Regions from separate parts of the Homo sapiens genome. Here region 2 is linked to region 1. Evidence: chromatin contacts called from ENCODE Hi-C data. All regions are on one chromosome and are shown on one strand. The core of a region is the stretch at or near the end of the contact, and the rest is flanking DNA. Distances in the headings are between cores, read along the strand shown.

The links. A loop is a pair of places that touch in the nucleus more often than their neighbours do. Pooled maps may share reads with other maps.
Region 2: a loop to region 1 is called in a map with no recorded cell type, with 3 times the contacts of the local background. The contact joins two enhancer-like sites. A Hi-C loop is called at or near these places in 2 of 37 single-sample maps with no recorded cell type and 1 of 50 pooled maps.

Annotation. Positions count from the first base shown.
Region 1 is chr12:93,239,846-93,246,855 of GRCh38, forward strand. The region is part of intron 2 of LOC643339 (a long non-coding RNA gene); the gene reads right to left. Among named protein-coding and RNA genes, the nearest start is that of LINC02412, 69 kb to the left of the region's middle. RefSeq lists an enhancer at 3,857-4,116. Within about 2 kb of position 4,411, at least 16 of the 41 ENCODE cell types and tissues checked have a DNase peak (open chromatin) inside an H3K27ac peak, as active enhancers do.
Region 2 is chr12:94,812,930-94,820,185 of GRCh38, forward strand. No RefSeq gene overlaps it. Among named protein-coding and RNA genes, the nearest start is that of MIR492, 18 kb to the right of the region's middle. RefSeq lists enhancers at 2,882-3,521, 3,042-3,131, 5,112-5,631. Within about 2 kb of position 5,267, at least 3 of the 41 ENCODE cell types and tissues checked have a DNase peak (open chromatin) inside an H3K27ac peak, as active enhancers do.

The DNA.
Region 1 (7,010 bases), core at 3,161-5,660:
TCCATTTTCATACTGCTATGAAGAAATACCTGAGACTGGGTAATTTATAAGGCAAAAAAAGTTTAACGAACTCACAGTTCCACATGGCTGGGAAGGCCTCACAATCATGGTGGAAGGCAAAGGAGGAGCAAAGGCACATCTTACATGGTGGCAGGCAAGAGAGCGTGTGTAGGGGAATTGCCATTTATAAAACCATCAGATCTAGTGAGACTTATTCTCTATCATAAGAACAGCATGGGAAAACCTGCCTCCATGATTTAATTACCTCCCACCAGGTCCTTCCTACAACATGTGGGGATTATGGGAGCTACAGTTCAAGATGAGATTTGGATGGGGACACAGACAAATCATATCAACCTAGCTAAGCCACCTCCAGACTTTCGAGCCCTTAAAAACAATATGAGATAACAAATGTGTATTGTTCAAATCCACTAAGTTTGGGGTCACTGTTATGCAGTGATACATAACTAATACATCATCTCTTCTAGAAGCCTTCAACTGACCCCCAGCATTCTGTGCCATATCATAGCACCTACTATATTCTGACTTACATCTTTTCCCTTCATTCTCCCATTCTAGATAATGAGATCAAGGACAGGGACTAGCTCATACTGATTTTTGAATTCCCAGGATCTAGCATAATGCTGCAATTGGTGTGGACTTCAATAAATGTATATTATTGAGCTGAACTATCTTCACTTACTGTACATCCTTTGTCCTTAAAATATAGTTTGCATTTCAGATTTCTCATGAATTCAGGTAGTTCCTGCCATCTAAACAATTAGGCCTGGTTTCACTCAACTAGTATTTGATTATTAAAGTCAATATTAAAATTGTACTATCCAAGATCTTAGACACATCTTTTTTATTTTTGCAATAGAATCATATCAACTTGTAACAGAAGAGGTTTGATAGTACGTAAGGTAGCAACATTCCTCTGTTTTCAAAGTAATTGTGCCATTAGCCCAGAATTTTTCTTTTTTCCAAATAGGATTAAATAACCTGGAGATAAAAGTAGTTCTCCAAAGGAAAAGGTAAAATAATTTCACAGAAAATATTTCCTGAGTTGGTCATATGACATCAGAGATTGGGATTAAAGATTTTATTTTTTTAACTCATTTAATTCATGGAATATAAATTTATTGTTATCAAAGATATCAGTTCAATTTTATTATTGAACCTGTAATTCATTCTATACTTTGATCCTGTGAAGACCAAATTCATCATTTTCTTCAAAAATGTCATATAAAACTTGAGTGATCAGTGACATTCTTTATTTTGTTTTTGTAAAATAAGGAAGACATTAAAGCCATATGAACTTCCTCAGTAAATGGAAAGCAGTCCACATCAATGCATTCCTCATCATGGTCATTACCAAGGGATTCACTACTTCTAGGAGGCTCTATCCTCAGCAAACAAACAATGGCCCACTTCATCATTTCCAAGTTGAAGTTCCTTGCCCCAAAATATACTACAATCCAACAAAGGAATGGACATCATTCTTGCTGATATGTCCCCAGATGACAGCATTCTTAAGAGAAGTTTCACAGCTCTGGATAATGTGAGTTTATCTGCAAGCATTGACACAATACACATTCAAGGGAAGTGGTGGTGGTCTTGGCATTGACACACAGTGGAAACTCAACAGTGACGTAGACTACAGTCAACACACATGTAACATCCTCAGGTTATATCCCACTTCAGTCTAGCCTGGCAGAAACAACTAAAATAAAATACATAAGCATGCAACATCCATATAATAAGTTCAGGAATTAAGGATGAGAATGAAAACCATCTATCCCATATACACAGCTTGGGAACTAAGGACTTGACCTGTCTCTCTAACTCTCTCCCTCTCAACACACACACACACTCACACACTCACTCACACACATACATACACTTTCTTTCCTACATTAACGTAAGTTTACTACTCCACTGTCTTCATTAGCATAACTTTACTATTCCAGGAGATTCTAGCCTAAGCAAATAATTTGATTATTCATTACAGAAACTTCCCAAAAAGATCCTTCACTCTTCAACAGGAAGTACCAGCAGACGGTTAACACCCTAAGGATCTTCAAATCCCTCAACTCAAAATCCTTTCCTTGCTGTTTCCAATTCTACACTGTTGTGTTATTATCCTTATTCAATCTTCATCAAGCTCCCTTACCGAAAGATCACCTTAAACCAAACTCCCAATAAAACATATTTTTTAATTCACCACTGATCGGAAGGCATAAAATAATTTTTTAAATAATAAAATACAACCTTGCTTTTTTCCCCTCAGAGATATTACCAAAGCTCTGCCTAGGAGGTGATCTTCCCTACCACAATAAACAATACAGATAGCTTTGACTTATCAGCAGGTTGTGTTGGTGATATTTGGAGAGCCAGCATTTGACAAGTACTTAGTATGGATCGAGCAATAAGCTAAAACATTTGGAAACTGATATATGGCTTAATCTAAGCTAAAACTAAAGCATCTGGAAACTTAATCTATTTCCCCCTAGAGGTCAGAGGCCCTCACTGTTTAAACAATTCCACATCTGGACATTTAAATTTCTGCCTGGTCCAGCATTTGCTACCGTATGTTAAGAGGAATTATTTGTCTAAATGAAAAAACGTTTCCATGGTCAAACAATTTGAAGACTGATGAGTTAAGAATAAAAAGCATCATTTCTTCACTGTGGGACTTCTCAGGGCCTTTAGGGTATACTACTGGGTATCAAAAATATCCAAGAGGGAGTTATTAATATATAGCCTACGCAAAATGTATATAGATGCTTTGTCCTACAGTAACTCCCTAGATTCTCACTGGATACAACAGGGATGATGGACAGTTTTATCTAACCTTCCATCCTGCCGTTTATTCACAGGCCATTTCCAGAGAACATGGTCAGAAAGGAAGATAAATGACCACAGCTGTCTTAGCCCTCAGCAATCAGCTCCGTGGTAATTTTAGGGCTGCCTTGATCTGTGGGCAGGGGAAAATGAAGGAAATGAATTAGCCTGAGTCCTGCCAGCCTTTAAATGAGGATGCCTGTGTGCCCTGAGCTATGCTTAGCTAATTCCAGCCCTTCTCCCCAAAGGGAATGCTGGTCTTTCAATATACTGCCAGGAGTTCCTTAAACCTTTCCCACATCTGTGAACACCAGGCAGAAGTTGTCCAAATGGTCCAAGTTGCTGATCTTTGCTCAAAGGAAGGCCCTGCTGGCATGGACCCCTCAGTTTACAAAGAGGTGGCATCTGACATACTCTGCCCCACTAACAGCTAAAATCCTCATGCTGTTATCTTTCTTGACTGTACCCTTCTGCTAAGATCTCCACTTAAAGGACATTGTTTTGGTCAGCACTCTGACTTGCTTGTTTTGGGTAAAGGAGAGGAAATTGACATTTACTAGACACTTTCTATGCGTCTGATGTCACATAAGACACTTTACATGCTTTATTCCATGTAATTCTAACAAGTGCAAAAAAATCATAATAGCAAATGTTTATCTAGTGTTTCCCATGTACCATGCACTGTTGTAAATGCTTTACATAGTCTCACTCTCTCAAGGCTCAAGGCAACTCTACGTGGTAGATGCTGCTATTACCCCCACTCTATAAATGAGCAAATAGAAGGATAAAGAGGTGAAAATAATTTGTGTAAGGTCACATAGACAGTAGCAGAGCCAGATCGGAACACAGTCACAGTCCATGCATCTAACCACACTACCATTGTCTGCCATTATCTGTCCTGTCAGATGAGAAAACCAAAGCTCAAAGAAGCAGCTCTCTCAAAGGCACACCGGAAGTGGAAGAACTGGTACCAGAACCCATGTCTGTCTACTCCCAAGTCCGTGTTTCTCCTCTAGACCACAGGCTCTCAGAGCATAGTTCCCAGACCAGCAACATCTGTAACAACTGGGAAACTTGTTAGAAATGCAAATTCTTGGCCCCACTCCAGATCTACTAAATCTGAAAGTCTGGCATGGGGCCCAGTCATCTCTATTTTAACAGGACTCCAGGTGATTCCCATGCAGACTAAAGTTTGGGAGGCACTCCTCTACACCATGCTGCCTTCTGTAGAGCACTGAATTTTGATTTTACCGGCAAGGACTAGAGATAGTGCTGTCTAGTGGTTAGAAGCTCTGGGAAGCTAAGAAACAACTTGGTCATGACCCAGCATATTTCACTGTCCTTGACAGTAGACAGGCCAGGGGTTGCTTTTTCCCCCCTTAGCAAATTCATGGAGCAGAAAAAGAACAGCTGCACTGTGGTCAAGAGGAAGACTGGATTCTGTCCTTGGCCATCCTTTACCCTGCTGATCACTTTTCAGATCCAGAGATTCTCAGTGCCTTTCTGTTCAATGTTCTGCTGCTTTTGCCTGCCAGCTTTGTCAGCTCCTACCTGTGACCCTTCTTGTCTTTCAACCCCTCCCACTTCAGGAGGAAGCACTTCTGTGGCAATATGTTCAGCTGATGAGCTGCCCTCCTGGTTCAGATATTGTGCAATGCAAAACATTTCTTAACAATTCCGGAAGCAAACTTTTTTTTTCTCCTTTATTGCTGTCAGGATCAGTTCAGTAGCTACACTAAAGCTTTCACCACTCACTGCTTCACTGAAAAGTTTAAGACCAGAGCGTTCTGCTGAATCAAGCTGTTGTTGAGAGGTTCAGTGTACGTATATAAAACAGAACAATAATTGATTTTTATAGAGGCTGAAAGAAAGTTAAGGAATCTTGGATGGCTCAGGGTGGGAGCTTGAAAGGCTTTTGACTCAGGATGAAGGATCACATGGTCCTCAATTTGTGCTTAATAGCTACAACATGGGGAAAGAGAGAGAGAGAGACACGGTATATAGGGGAAGAAGCTAAGTTAGCGCCAAGCTGAGTATTTTGCAGTCAGGGATCAAAAGGATACTACTTTTAAAAACCATATTTCTTCTTTAACAAACATTAATTCAAGCTCATTGAGTTTCTGTAGGTCATACGTTTCAATCCAGGATCAGCAACACAGAGTGTGTTATTTCACTTTCAATGCTGAGGGTGGGGACCTCCCCCTGCGAGAACATGCTGTATGTTGATTAAAGTTGCAAGGAGAGCTATGAAGGATCTGCCCAAATCTCCTTAATCTCTTTTTCTTCCTTCTTGATAGGTTTCTAGGGATCTGTTGGTTGAATTGTTCTGTGCTTGATATGGAATCTTGGTTTTTATTGGCCCACAGTAAAACTAATTACTACTGGAAAGGGCACCAAATTAAGATTAGCAAGCCTGACTTGATTTATCAAAATGGAATGTATGTATGTAATGGGTGAGTGTGTAGATGTTAGAATCAGGCAGAACACTCCTCAGTTTATGACCTCTCCAAAACCTGGTAGCGGCCGGGCGTGGTGCTCACGCCTGTAATCCCAGCACTTTGGGAGGCTAAGGTGGGCAGGTCATTTGAGGTCAGGAGTTCAAGGCCAGCCTGGCCAACATGGCGAAAACCCATCTCTACTAAAAATACAAAAATTAGCTGGGTGTGGTGGCACATGCCTGCAGTTCCATCTACTCAGGAGGCTGAGGCAGGAGAATCACTTGAACCCGGGAGGCAGAGGTTGCAGTGAGCCGAGATCGTGCCACTGCACTCCTGCCTGGGCAACAGAGCAAGACTCTGTCTCAAAAACAAAACAAACAAACGAAAAAAACCTGGTGGATTATCTTAAGGATTAAGTGGGAAAATACAGGTAATTCCCAACCTGCACAGCTGGGGCATTCAATACTGTTAACTGTTATCAGTGAATTCGCACTCATCGGAGTCTAGTTGGTGCCCGCCCCTGTGCTGGCGAGGCCCTGCAGGATCACAGAGGGACTCTCTGTTGGGGGCAGGCCTAGTTGCAGCTGCACTATTGTCAGCACACCTGCCCCCAACCTAGCCCTGTGACTTTCGAGAAGCTCTGTAAACCCCTAATCCTCCATACCTTCTCATCTGAAAAAACCCACATCCTCCTGGGGCTTACAGAGAGCAAGTGAATGAAATTGTCTGAAAATTTCAAATTGCTCTTCCAGGCTAATAAGAGAGTATCATAATTTGTTATATAAATAGAATATACACTTTTAAATTTCTCAATCTGATTTTAGTTGAACTTTTAGTGCTGTGGCATAATAGAAAGAATTCCTTAAATTGGGATTAGAAAACCTGAATGTAGGTCCTGGTTCTGAGATACTGCCATTTATTAGCTGTGCAACTCTGGGCTAGTCACCTAACCACCCCGGACCTCAGTTTTCTTATCTAAAAACCTGGCTAAGATTATCTACCCCTTAGGCGGATTTTTTTTCTTTTCTCTCCACACTCTGCCTACCCCACAGGTTTTTGTTTGTTTGTTTGTTTTTTGAGACAGAGTCTTACTCTGTCACTCATGCTGGAGTCCAATTGCGCAGTTTCAGTTCACTGCAACTTCTGCCTTCCAGATTCAAGCGATTCTCATGCCTCAGCCTCCTGAGTAACTGGGATTATAGGCACGCACCACCATGCCCAGCTAATTTTTGTATTTTTAGTAGAGATGAGGTTTCACCATGTTGGCCAGGCTGGTCTCGAACTCCTGGCCTCAAGTGATCCACCCACCTCGGCCTTCCAAAGTGCTGGGATTACAGGCATGGGCCTCCGTGCCCAGCCCCCTATAGGTTTTTATATCAAAAACATCACTCCAGCCTGGTCGAGAGAGTGAGATCCTGTAAAAAATAAACAAACAAACAAACAACAACAACAACAAAAAACACCTCACAACTCTACAGGCAGGAATTACTCTTCCTGGCTTGCAAATGGGCTCAGGGACTTAATTATCCAGAAGTCACACAGTGAATAACCTGAGATTTCAAACCAATACCTGAGCCCACACATGTAATCACTATTATTATCACTGTTCTTTTATTGTGCGTGCCATTTTTGGAAGAACAATGAAGTCTATTTGGGTTGACGATCCCAAATCCTCCATCTTAAATCTTCTTATTAAACTGTGTGAAAAAGTTACCATGTAATCTAAAT
Region 2 (7,256 bases), core at 4,017-6,516, 1.6 Mb after region 1:
GAATTACTATCAAGAGTGTTACATCAATTATATTAAATATGGTCAATGAGCTAAAGGAAACTATAGACAAAGAACTAAAAGGAAGTCAGGAAAACAATGTGTGAACAAAATGAGGATCTCAGTAAAGAGATAGAAATAATTTTAAAACCCTAGAAATTCTATAACTTAAAAGTACAAAAACTACCATGAAACTTACTAGAAAGGTTCAAGAGCAGATGTGAAAAAGCAGAAAACAGGATCAGCAAACTTGAATATAAGACAACCAAAATTATCCAATTTAAGAAACAGAAAGAAAAAAATATGAAGAAAAGTAAACAGAGTCTAAGGAACCTGTGAGACATCATCAAGTAGACCAACATATGCATTGTGGTGACCCAGAAGGAGAAGGAGAGAAAGAAGCAGAAAGAACTTTGAGGAAATAAATGCCAAAAACATCTCCAAATCTGATGAAAGAAATTAATATACAGATGCAAAAAGCTCGATGAACTCCAAGCAGGATAAACTCAAAGAGATCCACATAGAAAGGCATATAATTAAAGTGTGAAAACCCAAAGCAAATGAGAAAAATTTGAAAGCAGCAAGAGACAAGTGACTCTTCGTGTACAGAGGAAACTTAATGAAGATTAACAGCTGATTTATTATGAGAAACTATGGAGGCCAGAAGACAGTGGGATGACATTCAAAGTCCTCAAAGAAAAAAAACTTTGAACCAAGAATTTTATATCTGGCAATTCTATATCCAGTAATTCTATATCCAGCAAGTCTATATCCCACAAAACTATCATTCAAGAATAAAGGAGAAATTATGACATTTCTATATAATTAGAAGGTAAAGGAAATCATTACCAGTAGACCTGCCATACATGAAATGATAAAGGTAGTCCTCTGGGCTAGAATGAAAGAACACTAGACAATAACTCAAAGCCATAAAAAGGAATAAATAAATTGGCACAGTTAACTAAATAGGTAAATATAAAAGCCAATATTATTGTACTTTTGCTTTGTAACTATGCTTTTTTTCCCCAAAGTGATTTAAAAGGAAAATGCATAAAACAATAAATCTGTGTTAATGAGCACAAACTATATAAGGATATAATCTGTGGCAATAACAATATAAAGGAGGAAGGATGGAGATCTATAGGAGCAGAGTGTATACTATTGAAACTGAGGCAACATTAATCAAACTAGGTTGCTCTAAGTTTTCTTTCAGTTTGAAATGCTAATTTTAAAATAAAGTGTACAAGACATACAGTATCATGATGGAACAACTAGAAAAACAAGGCAAAAAACTGGAATCACCTTAAGTCATACCAGCTTTATCTTGGTTGAGCTGAAAATTTTTTTAGTGACTAGATCTTTTTCAGAAGTGCCGGAATAAAGAGGGGAGCATGTCAGACAGCTGGAACAGTATGGGAAAAGAAGAATGGCAGAAAAGATTTTTCTTTCTTTTCCCTCAAAGAGATAGGCTCTTTTTTGTGTAAGATTTCTCCAAGTACTTTGTATATCAAAGGCATTAGAGTATAATAGTTAAGAAACAGACTCTGGGCTAGCCTAACCAGGTTTGAATTTGGTTCTATCACTTACTAGGTATGTGATGTTGGTCCATCTCTCAACACTTACTTATTTTATTTGTAAAATGGAAATAATAATAGTACCTACTTCATGGGTTATTAAAATGTTAATGCCTGTAAAACACTGAAAATCGCTCCAGGTATATAGGTAAAGCCTAATAAATACTGGCTTTTACTATAATCATACAATCATCTAGATACCCTAAGTGGCACCAATGAGGACCTACCAAAGTCTATGGCTGTAGCAATAAAAAAATTTAAAAACTACTTACTCAATTTCAGAATCTAATCAATTAACCCATTTCTTACCAGATGTAGACAATTTCCACTTAACATCTATCTAGGCCAAGTATAACATCTGAAATATTTTGGTGCTTTAAAAAGGAAGTCTTCCATCAGAGTAATAATGCAGTTAGTTCTGAAAGCTTTTTTCTAAACCAGAATTGGAACATCTGTGTCTTTCTGTCCTTGCTGTTGACACAGGATCTACCACAGGACCAACTCCCATGATGTTATCTGGAAAGCCAAAATGTCTAGCCATATGAGATTTATTCATTTATGTATTCATTTGTCCAACAAATATTGAGTGTCTTTTATGTGCCAAGCACTGGGATATGGGAATATACAAAACAGATAAAAATCCAGGGGACAGTAGTGCAGACTTCACAGGGCTGTGGTGAAATTTAACTGAGTTAAGGAGATGAAAAGTACTTAGAATAACATCTGGCACATATGAAACATTCAATAAACATTTTTCAAAAACAAAACCTCCCAACATTGCTTTTGGCCAATTATTTCATCTAGAGAGTATCGCTAAACTGTGAAATCACACAATCCGTTAGACAAATGAATATTTAATCATTACAGCACACCAAATAGCAACTTGGATTTCGGGGGCATGGCACTTTCAGATTACAGTAAGGGCCGAGGTTGGCTGCTAGAGTTGGCTTCTCTAAGAAAGAGCTCAGAACCCTGCCTACTGACTTAAAATGAGTCTTGGTGCAGAATTTCCCAGAGACATTGGCTCCTATCCCCTCCCTCCCCCCTGCTTTCCTTTAAAGTTGATTCAAGCAAGGAAGCATGGGCTTTATGGCCAGGGCCTAATATGAGTAAACACAGGCCTCCAGGGCCCTGGCCCCTGCTCACCATGATCAATAACCTAGTCCTGGCCAGGTGAGGTGACTCACGCCTATTATTACAGCACTTTGAGAGGCTGAGGCAAGCAGATCACTTGAGGTCAAGAGTTTGAGACCAACCTGGCCAACATGGTGAAACCCTGTCTCTATTAAAAATACAAAAATTATCCAGGTGAGGTGGTGCACACCTGTAATCCCAGCTACTCGGGAGGCAGAGACATGAGAATCACTTGAACCCAGGAGGTGAAAGTTGCAGTGAGCCGAGATCACGTCACTGCACTCCAGCTTGGGCAACAGAGCGAGACTCTGTCTCAAAAAGAAAACAAACAAACAAACAAACAAGAATAACCCAGTCCTCAGTGTCAAATGAGTTCCATCACAGCCAAGCACACTGCCAGCCTTTCTCTTTCCCTCACGAGAGAACTCTCCTGCGCTCAGCTTTCCTCTCTTCATTTGCATTACAAAAAGCACACCTGACCCTGTTGAAAAGGGCATTTAAGGAGATCATCAAAGGGGCCTGTGGTGCTCCTTTCACAGCACATGATCTCTCTCCCTGATAAGCCCTCTCCCCAGCCTTAAGAAACCCACATTCGGGAGCAACATTACGCTACCAGCTGCAGCTGAGGGCTCTGGGTGAAATCGAGCCAGGGCTGGGGAACAACTCAAAAGTCATCTGAGAGGTGTGACACCTCCCTGGCGTCCAGACCCACGGCAGGCAGCCTACAGACTTTTTCTCTTTGACTTTTTAAAGTAAGATTTATGAAACCACTTTTCCTATCACGGCATAAGAAATGATAACTGCTTGAAGGATTATACCTCTTTGCCATTTGATGACATCTCTGTAAGTACAGGGAACTATGGGCTCTGTCATCTTTGCATCCCTAAAATCAAATTCAGAAACTGGCCCCCAAAAAGGCTGTTGAATAAATACATAAGTAAATTCCATTTTTATACTATCTACTGATGTCTAAAAATTCCAAATTAGAAGTTAAAAATCCTATGATAGATATCTAAAGGAGAACAAAGTAATCCAAAATTAATTATATATTACATGCTACCTAGGATTTTATGAAACTGAGCTCAATCTCAAAATTAAAGAACTGTACTATAGGCTGGGAGCAGTGGCTCACGCCTATAACCCCAGCACTTTGGGAGGCCAAGGCAGGCAAATCACTTGAGGCCAGGAGTTCAAGACCAGCCTGGCCAACATAGTGAAAACCCATCTCTGCTAAAAATACAAAGATTAGCCGGGTGTGGTGGCTGGGGCCTGGAACCCCACCTACTTAGGAGGCTGAGGCACAAGAATTGCTTGAACCTGGGAGGCGGGCCATGAGCCTAGATCGCACCACTGCACTCCAGCTTGGATCACAGAGCGAGACTGTCTCAAAAAAAAAAAAAAAAAAAAAAAAAAAAGAAAGAACTTACTGTAAAATCTGCTTTGCTTTGTTACTCACTCTTATGAATACAGAGCCAATCACTGGTTCTAGCCTCACTATTATGCTATATTAAGGGAGGAGACCACCCCTCATATTGTCTTACACCCAATTTCTGCCTCCAAATAAAGAAGTAAAAACTAAAAGGCAGAAATGAAATCCACAGGCAGACAGCCCAGCGCTGAGCCCTGGGCCTGGTAGTTAAAGATCGACCCCTAACCTAAGCGGTTATGTCATCTATAGATTCCAGACATTATATGGAAAAGCATTGTGAAAATCCCTGTCCTGTTCCGTTCTGATTACCAGTGCATGCAGCCCCCAGTCACGTACTCCCAGCTTGCTCAATCGATCACGATCCTCTCACGCGGACCCCCTTAGAGTTGTAAGCCCTTAAAAGGGACAGGAATTGCTCACTTGGGGAGCTCAGTTGTTGGAGACGTGAGTCTTGCCGACGCTCCCAGCCGAATAAAGCCCTTCCTTAACTCGGTGTCTGAGGGGTTTTGTCTGCAGCTCGTCCTGCTACAATATTACTGTATATATGTAAAATATGCTATATTACTATATTTTCTCATTTATAAAGTGGGAGTAAAAATAACAGCTACCTCATTGCATTTTTGTGAGGATTAAATTAGTTAACACATGTATAATAGTTATGGGACATAGTGACCACTTAAGAAATGTTAGCTAGTATTATTGTTGTTGTTACCAGGCACTGTTCTGGCTAACATTCTATTAGACCAAGTTAAATATTAGTTCATTTAGTTAATCTGCCCAGAAAAGTATTAATAGAAGCAAGTTGCCCATATAACCTGTCCCCTTGACAACAAAATTTGCCTTCTGAAAGCCATTAATGGATTCTCAAGGTACAAGAATTGCCTATGAATTGTTTACTTTTTAGAATATGATTTCCCCTTGAGGCAGAATATATATTTAACAGGTCCTAAATGTATACCAGAAAGAACTGAATCGCCAGCTTCACTAACAGGTTTCTCTAAAAAGAAAATCAGACAGCAATTTTACCTTCTGTTCAGGCCAGATGATGTTCCTAATCCTGCAAGGTCTGGGGTACTTTCATCTGATAAGAGCCCATGAGCTTCTGAGAGCTTCAAATGACTACTACTTAGGTTAAAAATAAGCACCGAGAAACAAAAACTGAGAAACAAAAGCAGAAGTATTTCTAAAATTGCTCTCTTCGCACTGTCTCGCTGCGGGTACTTTCCTGTCTCTCAGATCACTGACCTTCAGTCCAGCAATTTCCAGTGTCCTGCAGGCTGCTGATCCCAAGATGCTCAGCCACACAAAGGTGTTGCGGCCAAGTAAGGTTGGGGAACCCATACTATACTCCCTTTTGCCACAATACCTTTTTAACCAGACTCCTTTTGTGATAGTAGGTAGCTAGTTAGACCTGAGCAGGGCAGAAGAGGGCTCCCCTGCCCCACTCCAGGAGTGTCAGGCAACCACTGAGGTCAGGCAGTTGTTAACTGTCTCTCTAAAATAATAATTGGGCCGGGCACGGTGGCTCACACCTGTAATCCCAGCACTTTGGGAGGCTGAGGCAGGCGGATCTCTTGAGGTCTGGAGTTTGAGACCAGCTTGGCCAACACAGTGAAACCCCATCTCTAATAAAAATACAAAAATTGGCAGGGCATGGTTGCGGGCACCTGTAATCCCAGCTTCCCCGGGAGCCTGAGGCAGGAGAATCGCTTGAACCTGGGAGGCGGAGGTTGCAGTGAGCCGAGATCGCACCACTGCACTCCAGCCTAGGCTACAGAGCGAGAATCTAAATAAAAGAATAAAATAAAATAAAATAATAATTGGTCACAGCCAGCACCAGAGAAAGGCAGTCTCCCAATAGATAGAAACACCTGAAGCTGGGAATCAGCAGTTTCCTGATAAGATCTCAGGAGTTGGGCCAGTGGGCTCAAGCAAAAAAGAGGCAAAATGGCAAAGTTTAACTGGTATATGACCTTCTAGGAACATTCAACTGGTAAGAGAAGAATGCCTCGAGTGAGCATGCGTACAACTCCAGTAAACATACCGTGCATGCATCACTCCTAAGTGCTGGCAGCCACTGCGGATGCGGAGAGCCCACCCAAGGGAAGAATCAGGAGACAAGGGACACAAGCTCCTGGAAATATGACAACATATAAAATCCCAAGTCAATGGGGAATCCATGCACTTGATCTCTCCAGTCACCCCCTTGGCCCTCTTCCAAGTTCACTTCCTTTCATTCCTGCTGTAAAGCTTTTGAATAAACTTTCATTCCTCTAAAACTTGCCTTGGTCTCTGTGTCAAATATTTTCTTCTGAAGAGGGAAGAATTGAGGTTGCTGCAGACCTGTATGGACTCACCACTGCTAACACCTTTTTCAAGGAATATCTACTAGAATCTAGGTGTTGGAAATGCTGAAATAGTCTAAACTAACCAATTATTTCCACCTTAAAATGACTGTAGGCTCATTCACCTGGCCTGGCAAAGTCAGCACTTACTTAAAAGCAGATGGGAGAGAATGTTGACCCTATACATACCCACAGTCCCTGATCAACATACATTTTCATGAAGAGGTATATCTTGGATCAAGTCAAAAAGAAACTATCCCCGGATCCATCTGAGGTGTGTCCCATACTCAGGGAACACACCAAAAAATTCAGGAATGGCTCACAGGGAAGCATGATTTCAGAAGATCGGGAGCATAAGAAAAAGGAAGATGATGACACTATAAGAGAAATCCTATCAACAAAAGGAATATAATTCTCCTCCTGTTTTTTTTAAGTCAAGGAGAAGAATGCTGGTGCATTACAATCTAATTGGAACATGTCCAAAGTGATGGGAGAAATCCACTGACACCAGATTAAAGGAGTCCTGAGCAGAGAGGAAGCTGGATGGTGGCAGGGTCCTCGAAAAACTATCTCCAAAGACTCCAATCTCTAGAGCATTATCTTAGTTCTATGACTGGAAATTTTTTCCAGAATCCTCAATATCTATCTGTAATGTAAGGCTCCTTTTTGCTAGCACCAGAAGCTTACATAAAATTAGGCACTTGGGGAAGCATCTTGACCCCCTCATCAGGCCACCCAACCATAACTGCCCCAATGGCCAACAGGTGGGGATTATGG